2 separate regions of the Homo sapiens genome follow, and region 1 is linked to region 2. Evidence: chromatin loops called from intact Hi-C (ENCODE). Cell type or tissue: OCI-LY7. All regions are shown on one strand.

Region 1 (5,000 bases), 69 kb before region 2:
GAAAGGATATGAACAGACACTTCTCAAAAGAAGACATTTATACAGCCAAGAAACATATGAAAAAAAGCTCATGATCACTGTCCTTAGAGAAATGCAAATCACAATCACAATGAGATAACATCTCATGCCAGTTAGAATGGTGATCATTAAAAAGGTAGGAAACAACAGATACTGGAGAGCATGTGAAGAAGTAGGAATGCTTTTATACTGTTTGTGGAACCGTAAATTCGTTCAACCATGGTGGAAGACAGCGTGGTGATTCCTTAGGGAGGCAGAACCAGAAATACTGTTTGACCCAGCAATCCTATTACTGGTTATACATCCAAAGGATTATAAATCATTCTACTATAAAGACATGTGCACACATAGTATTTATTGAAGCACTATTCACAATAGCAAAGACTAGGAACCAACACAAATACCCATCAATGACAGACTGGATAAAGAAAAGTGGCACATATACAGCATGGAACTAATCAGCCACCAAAAAGGATGAGTTCATGTCCTTTGTAGATACATAGATGAAGCTGGAAACCATCATTCTCAGCAAACTAACACAGAAACAGAAAACAAAACACTGCATATTCTCTCTCATAAGTGGGAGTTGAACCATGAGAACACATGGACACAGAGAGGGCAATATCAAACACTGGGGCCTCTTGGGAGGTGGGGGGCTATGGGAGGGATAGCATTAGAAGAAATACCTAATGTGGATAGATGACTGGTTGATGGGTGCAGCAAACCACCATGGGATGTGTATACCTATGTAACAAACCTGCACGTTCTGCACATGTACCCCAGAACTTAAAGTATTGAAAAAATACAATAATAATAATAATAGTCCCAGGAAAAAATTATTTCTCTTTAAGCTTTCTTACCACAAAAAAAATCTCTTTATTTTTATAACTTTCTTTATATCTCTTTTTATTTTCTGATTCCTTTCACCTTATTTCATATATAACCATTAAATAAGCTTTGAATTAGACAAAACTTTTTCACCATTATTTGAAAAGGACACAAGTTTTTTTTTTTCTTAGGAAGAATGTTGTCCTACAATAAGTACTTTTTGGAAAACATCTAAATTATGAAATATCTACTATTTAATTTAATATAACTTTATATTCTAAATTATGACCCGTTTGTCTACAAGTATTTATCCTATGACATTTACCTGATTGTTTTGTTTTCATTAATTATTCATGAAAATTGTAATAGTTGTGATTTATAACTTTTAAAGTTACAAAAGTGCTATTGTAAAATTATAACTGAGAAAGTGAAGAAAGCTTTTACCTAACTGACTGCATCTTGCTCTTAACTTCCTAGCTGTCCTTGTTCATTCCTGGGCAAAGGCCAAAGTAACTTTGCAAGGAAATTAGTTTTCAGGTTAGCTTTGAAACAGAGACCATAACAGTGCTTTCCCAAAACAAACCTCCTTACTGCCTGTAGACTAAACTGCTTAAAGCCAAAAGATTAGAAGTTATGGTAATTTTACTAAGTAACTCAAGATGTAACTATTTTCATTACACCAACATGAATGTCTTACTTATTAAAAATTACACAAGCAAAGGTCAGTCTGTTTTGGGCTGGGTTTATACTTCTGTAGTCCCTATGCCAAAATATGACATCTTATACTGTTTGGCAGGGATAAGTCTGACATTACTTGATTAATAAATGAAAAAAAATGTATGCTGGCAATTATTAAGACATTTCTAATATTACTTTACCAATTATTTTAAAGCTAGCTTTGTTTATTAAATATTTTACTTAAGTTATATCAACTTGAAAAAGAACTTGACTAGTCCTTTTTTTTCCTGGTAAAGTATTTGATTTAAGCACTTTTATATTTCTTCAAGCCAATTACAGCTGTTTTATATATTTTTAGTAGTGAAACATTGTGTACCCAACCCATAAATACATAGACTTATTAGGCATGCCAATGGAAGTACATTTTATACATTCATAAACACCCTTCCTTTCATGTGTGTCCATGTGAAGAGACCACCAAACAGGCTTTGTGTGAGCAATAAATTTTAATCACCTGGGTGCAGGTGGGCTGAGTCCGAAAAGAGAGTCAGCGATGGGAGATAGGGGTAGGGCAGTTTTATTGGATTTGGGTAGGTAAAGAAAAATTACAGTCAAAGGGGTTGTTCTCTGGGGGGCAGGAGTGGGGGTCGCAAGGTGCTCAGTGGGGGAGATTTTTGAGCCAGGATGAGCCAGGAAAATGACTTTCATAAGGTAATGTCATCACTTAAGACAAGAACCGGCCATGTTCACTTCTTTTGTGGTGGAATGTCATCCGTTAAGCTTGGGGAGGGTATTTTCACTTCTTTTGTGATTCTTCAGTTACTTCAGGCCATCTGGGCATATACATGCAAATCACAGGGGATATGATGGCTTAGCTTGGGCTCAGAGGCCTGACACTTCCTCTTTCCCCCCCTATCTTGGACTTTTAGATTCTTGATAACCTGTTTCACAACCCTAGCTGGTTGTCAGCTAAATAGCCTTAAATTTGGATATTAAAGGAAACAATTCAAGTGAAAATCAAATAGCAAATTTACATCATAAGGTACAGAGAGAAAAAGTCTGGTTTTCCTAGAGGGAGATGCTTTTATTTTTCTTTGAACCAAATAAAACAAAATTACACAAATCCATCATATGATTTTATAAGGAAACCAATTTTATTTAGATAAGGATGACCTATCTTTTAAATGGATCTCTGAGCTCTGGGCAGAGCCTCTCAAAAAGCCACAACTTTTGCACCCCCTACCCCCCCCCCAAAAAAAAAAACCACAAGGTCTTAGACGAGAAAAACAAACAAAAACAAAACATGAAGGTCTTTTAAATACAAACATGCAAACATACACACACACGCGTGCGCACAAACACGCACACACATCATGGATCTTAGCCTTTTAATTACACTGACTTCTAACCATTGAGATCCTTTAAAACATGTTTTTAAATCTCATTACCTTATTTCAGCTAGGATAAAATGCTGCTATTTCAGAAGTATAGCCATTGCTCTTTCAGTTTGGTCTGCCTGGCAAAAAGGCGGCCTTGTAATGTAAATGAAAGCCCTTAAGAATCTTTCCTTTTAGTTTTTTTCTTTTGCTAGCTGTTCTCCTACCCTTACCATACCACCCCTTTTTGTGTGTGGCAGGGGATGCATGGGGGACAGTAATTAGCTATTTCAGAGGACTTGTTCCTTATAATTTAGAGTTCTCCTTTGGATTTGACCAAGTCCAGATGTGTGTCAGACCCTAAATGTGTTGCTTGAAGAATGTGCTTTTCAGGGTCATTACCCCCTGAACTGGTTCAGTCCACTTGTTTCACAGCTACCTGGTGCAGTGTGCCAGGGGCTCGAGGTGTGGGAGGGATCAGATACTTATATGCAGCTGCTGGCTGAGATTAGACCCTAAGTATTTTTTCTGAGGGGGAAACCTATTTATAGCAACTGCACGTCTTAGGGAGCATTCATCCCAGACAAACTAATGCAATTCTCAGTCGCCTGAGAATTTTGCCAAGGTTGAGGATGTGCACCTGTGACAACCTCAGGAAGTCCTGATGACATGTGCCCAAGGTGATTGGGCACAGCTTGGTTTTATCCATTTTAGGGAGACAAGAGACATCAATTAATATACGTAAGAAGCAAAATGGTTCTGTCCAGAAAGACAGGACAACTCAAAATAAGCCCCTCCTGCCACATGCTTCCAGGTTACAGGTAGATGAGAGACAAATGGTCCCATTCTTTTGGATTTCTGATAAGCCTTTCCAAAAGAGACAACCAGAATATGCATCTATTTCCCTTACCAGAGGAATGACTTTGAATAGCCTGCCATACTTGTTGTTAGAAGTAAATGCCCATCTACATAAAATGGGTAGCTCAAGTCTAACAATTTTATACACACTGAGGGCTCTGGGTTATGATGATTGTTGTCTTTGCTGTTACAGTTCATATTGTCATCTAACTGTCAGGCCTCTGAGCCCAAGCCTACATGTATACATCCACATGGCCTGAAGCAAGTGAAGAATTACAAAAGAAGTGAAAATGGCCAGTTCCTGCCTTAACTGATGACATTACCTAGTGAAATTCCTTCTCCTGGCTCAGAAGCTCCCCCACTGAGCAAGTTGTGACACCCACCCCTGCCCACCAGAGAACAACGCACTTTGACTGTAGTTTTTCCACTCCCTACCCAAATCATATAAAATGGCCGTGTCAGGCCTCTGAGCCCAAGCTAAGCCATCATATCCCCTGTGACCTGCACATAAACATCCAGATGGCCAGTTCCTGCCTTAACTGATGACATTCCACCACAAAAGAAGTGAAAATGGCCTGTTCTTGCCTTAATGGATGGCATTATCTTGTGAAATTCCTTCTCCTGGCTCATCCTGGCTCAAAAGCTCCCCTACTGAGCACCTTGTGACCCCCACTCCTGCACACCAGAGAACAACCCACCTTTTTGTTTACCTACCCAAATCCTATAAAATGGCCCTACACCTTCCTATCTCCCTTTGCTGAATTTCTTTTTGGACTCAGCCCGCCTGCACCCAGGTGAAATAAGCAGCCATGTTGCTCACACAAAGCCTGTTTGGTGGTCTCTTCACATGGACGTGCATGAAATTTGGTGCCCTGATTCTGATCGGGGGACCACCCTTGGGAGATCAATCCCCTGTCCTCCTGCTCTTTGCTCCATCAGAAAGGTCTACCTATGACCTCAGGTCCTCAGACCCACCACCCCAAGAAACATCTCACCCATTTCAAATCTGGTAAGCGGCCTCTTTTTACTGTCTTCTCCAAACTCCCTCACTATCCCTCAACCTCTTTCTCCTTTCAATCTTGGCACCACACTTCAATCTCTCCCTTCTCTTAATTTCTATTCCTTTCATTTTCTGGTAGAGAAAAAGGAGACACGTTTTATCCGTGGAGCCAAAACTCTGGCGCCGGTCATGAACTAGGGAAGGCAGCCTTCCCTTGGTGTTTAATCATTGCAGAGACACCT
Region 2 (5,000 bases):
CAGAAAAAAAATAATAATAATACATTAACCAGATGTGGTGATATACATCTGTAGTTCTAGCTAGTTGAGAGGCTTAGGTAGGAGAATTGCAATTCTGCGGTGAGCTATGATTGCATCACTGCACTGAACAATAGAGCGAGATCCTGTCCCCAACAAACAACAAACAGAGAAAAAACAAACAACAACAAAAAAAACCTCACTCCAATTTCTTCCCATACACTCAAAATACAATGTGAAGTCTGCTACCCCAACTGTACAGTTTTCTCCTCCTCTCTTCATGTTTTTGTCTGGGGCCCCCAACCCATTAATCTTGTTCTCACTTTAGGGTCTTTGTGTTGACAGTTTCTTCTGTTAGAAACTCATACTCACATCTCATCTCTGGATGGATTTTCTCTTTCACTCATATGTTGCCTTTGTAAGGTCTCCCTGGACCACCAAATCAAAAGTCCTTGGCCTCTCCCACCACTCTATTCTAATTGCTTGCCTATCTGATATCTTACCTGTTTATTATTTTATTTGCTCATAGTTCTTCTCCTGTGGAAGCTGAGATCTGGGCTGCCTCATTCACCACTGTGTCCTAGTGCCTTGAATACCCATGGAGTAAGCATTCAATAAGAATCTACTGAATGAATAGGGTTATAGTTTGGCTGCGTCCCCACCAAAATCTCACCTTGAATTATGGATCCCATAATCCCCACATGTTCTGGGAGGGACCCAGTGGGACGTAATTGAATCATGGGGGTGGGTCTTTCCAGCATTGTTCTCGTGATAGAAAATAAGTCTCATGAGATCTATTGGTTTTATAAGGGGCAGTTCCCCTGCATGTGCTCTCTTTCTTGCTGCCGTATAACACTTGTCTTTGTTCCCCCTTCAACTTCCACCATGATCATTAGCCCCTCTGCCATGTGGAACTGTGAATCCATTAGAACTCTTTTTCTTTATAAATTACCCACTCTTGGGTATTTATTCATAACAGTATGAAAATGGACTGATATAAACAGTGAACCCTTCTCAGATTTCTCTTTCTCTGTCTCCTTCTCTCCTTGAGTATTTCCTCTCTTTTTCCTAAAATACTATCCTTTAGATGGGATCAGAATAACTTCCTTAAGATTTCCTTTTTGCTGAGTTTAGAGTTGTTTGCCTTTGCCTTATTGTAAAATATTTCCTGTATTCTCAGAAAAGAACAGTTAAAATTCTATCTCTGGCTTCATTTCCATCCCTCTCCCAAATCAAGGTCACTCTGAAGAAGGCTCTTCCTCCCTCTCTTTTTCTCTGCCTACAGACAAGTAATAAATGTCAGTGGAATGGATAGATGAACTCTATAGATGTCTTCTGCAGAAGTGTGGGGTGGGGGATCACATTTTTCAGAATGTTCAAGAATGCAGACTTTTTTTCCATGTGCAGAGAAATGCTTTTAAAATTCCCTGATGGCTGCGTGGAAGGAACTGCTCTTTGTGCATGTTTTTACTTTAAACAAAAATTCCAAACACATGGCTTGGGTCCATATTGCTTATGGGTTGCTTCTTACAGTCACTGCTTTTGGCATCTCTTTCCCTCATGCAATAACACATCTTTCAGAGAGCAATTGATACTTTCATTATGAAAAAAAAATAGTAGTGACTGGCTCTAGTAGATTATTACAAGGTAGTTATGTTCAAATGATGTTGGCAAACATTGTCATTGGCTTCCCAAGAGTAGGCAAAGCTGCCGCTTCATGATAGTATCAGTATTTAGTCCTCCAGCAGGTATTCACAGCTTTTCACCTTTGAAAGAAGATCACATCAGTCTCATTTATCTGTGCATGCATTCAGTTGAATTTGACAGACATGCAATTATATATTGATTCTATAGAACATACCATGCATATGCCTAGTTGCTGGGCTATATAGGATAATTTTGAAGGATTCTTTGAACTGATATCAACAGGTCATTTTTCCTTATTTTTGCCCTCATAATAATTGAGTAATATGTGGTAGAACCTAAAAAATCTCATTACATTACTCATCTGCAATTCATACGTTTTAGTCTCTGGCATGAATAAATCAAGGAACGTGAAAATGTAGCATCTTGGGTGAGAAAACATTTCGCATGAATTATCACATGCTTCAATGTGGTTTGCCTCAATTCAGAGAATCAGTGTTATTTCCAGGTAAGGAGATTCAAGGAGAAAAAATGAAAAACAGAATATTACATGAACCTCTGCCTAGATCAAGCATAAGAATGACTAGCATATGCTCTTGCCATTAACAGTTATTTGACCTGCTGTGTGGTAACATTCAGAAGGACAAAAATAGAAGCCTTGTTTGCAAGCAGCTGTTTCTGTCAAGTCTTGGAGTACATTGTAAGAGAATCCTCTCTATGCTTGCCTGGAGAGATTGAGTAACTCAGCCATCATCCTTCTATTATGGGAACACAACCACAACATGCCATCAAGATATTTAAAGTGTGAATTGGACAATTACTGTAACAAATTTTAAACTTAAACCAGACCAAGACTTTTTCTCTGCTCATAAATTTTCAGGAAAAATAATTCATACTCCTTCACCTGTTTTTCTTTTTCTTTCCCCCATATTCCATTCTCCAACTTTCCTAAGTTTATTTCTACTTTGAAACCCAAATCAAAATCTATTTTGATTTTGGGCAGATTTTTACCTGGGCAGATTTTCCCAGGTAAAAGACATTTTCTGTTGGCACTCAATCAATTACCTGTGGATGTATCTTTTTGGGTTTTCTTTTTTGTGTGTGTGTGACAAGGTCTCACTTTTTCACTATATATAGATATAGATATACAGATATAGGGGGAACTTCTTCCCTTATATATTGCCCCCAAGTGGGCAATTTGTGTATATCAAACCATTAATGAAACTACTCCTTTTTCTTATATAGGAATCACTTGTTTTGTTGTTAAATTTAAAGTGAAAATGGTGTGAGTTTGATCAAGTAGAAGGATAAGCAGGTGAAAATTCTATGAGTTTGATGGGTCAGAGGAAAAGAAGACTATAATTCACACATTATGATTTCTCACAAAGCTCTGCTTTCAACTGCCTGAATGAACGATGGCAAAGTAATTAAACTTCTCATTTGTTGGTTGTGATCTCTGTGAAGCAGGAATCACAATGTCTCTCAGAGAATTACCTTCAGGTGATATTGAAAAGATAAAATAGGGGAAGAGTTTTAGCTTTCATAGGAGGCCATTACAGTATCTAGAACACATGATGTGAACTTCCATGATAATCTTCCCTAAGTGTCTGTACATATGGAACATATGAATGTCTGCAAAAGGCAGAGCCTGCCAGCAAGAGAAATTCCATCTACAGTCTTCAGTTGTAAGAAATAATGTTTTAACTATTCACAATAGCAAGGACATGGAGTTAACCAAAATACCCATTGACAGTGGACTGGATTAAAAGAAATGTGATACATACACACCAAGCAGTCATATAAAAGAAAGAGATCCTGTCCTTTGCAGCAAGATGGATGGAGCTGGAGGCCATTATATTAAAATAATTAATGCAAGATCCTAAAACCAAATACTGCATGCTGTCACTTATAAGGGGAAGCTAAATTTTAAGTACGCATGGACACAAGGAAGGAAACAACAGACCTTGGGGCCTACTTGAGAGTGGAGGGTGGGAGGAGGGAGAGGATTGAAAAACTACATATCAGGTACTATGCTGATTACCTGTGTGATGAAATAATCTGCACACCAAACTCCCAAGACAAGCAGATTACCTATATAAAAACCCTGCACTTGTACCCCTGAACCTAAAATAAATAAAAACAAATACATAAACAAATACATACATAGATAAATAATGTAACATCTGAAAAACACACTGGAGCAGAATACAATAACAGGAGGCATTCCTGTAAAGATTAAAAAGAGAGAGAGAGAGATGAGCTTTTAACAATGGAGATTTGCTTCAGGATCCCTGAAACCTCTGTCTCTAGTAATTTACCTCCTAAATTGACTTATTTCCACTGTGGCACTTATTTCCACTGTGACTCACACATGATACCCCTGTGAGGAATGAGTGTTTTTCCATTGGCTCCATTCTCACTTATCTCACACCAATTGTTTAAAACAGTCTCTTTCTTAGAGTAGCTGAACTTCAACTCCATTCCCTTTGGCCCCAGGCTAACTTCCTGATGGCTACTTCTATGCCACTTAGCTCTATGCTCTGTTTGTTATAAAAGGTGAGGAAGCAGTGTTTATTCCCCAGCCATGGGTCACCTGCCCAGCTTGAGTGACTTCAGCCCTGGCCTGTCTGAGCCCTATACTGGAGCACTTGGTCTCTATCCCTCAACGGGAGGTGTTGGTCATATAAGGGCCACAGGAAAACTGCCTATCTTGCAGGTGGTAGGCTCAGTGCTTGTGATAATCGTTCCACATAATACTCACATGGAAACACTGTGGGAATGTGAGACACAGAAAGCTGAAGCTATTTTCTCAAGGGAACAGGGCTGATGTGCCTGTTTCCTATGTCTGTTGTAATAGTTGACCATGAATTTAGTGGCTCAAAAAATGATTAAAAAAAAAAAAATTAGATTCAGAGAGTACGTGTGCGGGTGTGTTACATGAGTATATTAAGTGATGCTGAGGTCTAGAGTTCTAATGATACTGTCATCCAAGTAGTGAACATAGCACCTGATAGTTTTTCACTCCTTGACCACCTCCCACTTTCCCCCGAGTAGTTCCCAGTGTCTATTGTTGCCATCTTTATGTTTATGAGTACCAAATGTTTAGCTCCCACTTATGAGAAAGAACATGCAGCGTTTGATTTTCTGCTCCTCTTTGGGGGCTATTTTGAAATATGTCAGCGAAATGTATTTTGGGGTAAAGAACTTCAATTTCTGTCAGGACTTGCTATCTGTCACATTGGTATCTTACTGCTACAAAGAGTCTGTTTGGTCCCAGAGATCCCTAAGAATCTCTGGATCACACTTTGAGACTAGCCAGTGCTATGCTAAGAGTAGAGATTCTAGACCCCCAAAGCTTG

What was found. A loop is a pair of places that touch in the nucleus more often than their neighbours do. Peaks named below come from ENCODE experiments on the same cell type or tissue, not always from the same donor. Only the 100,000 strongest peaks of a DNase experiment are listed, where the experiment ranks them.
Region 1: a loop joins it to region 2, with 3.0 times the contacts of the local background. A loop is called at or near these places in 1 of 110 quality-filtered maps.

Annotation. Positions count from the first base shown.
Region 1 is chrY:15,508,100-15,513,099 of GRCh38, forward strand. No RefSeq gene overlaps it. Among named protein-coding and RNA genes, the nearest start is that of NLGN4Y-AS1, 710 kb to the left of the region's middle. In OCI-LY7, no CTCF peak of the experiment used is centred here; DNase peaks (open chromatin) are centred at 2,035, 2,372 and 3,372; H3K4me3 peaks cover 2,804 bases; H3K27ac peaks cover 4,204 bases.
Region 2 is chrY:15,576,623-15,581,622 of GRCh38, forward strand. No RefSeq gene overlaps it. Among named protein-coding and RNA genes, the nearest start is that of NLGN4Y-AS1, 780 kb to the left of the region's middle. In OCI-LY7, CTCF peaks have their summits at 2,824 (motif pointing left) and 3,028; a DNase peak (open chromatin) is centred at 2,819.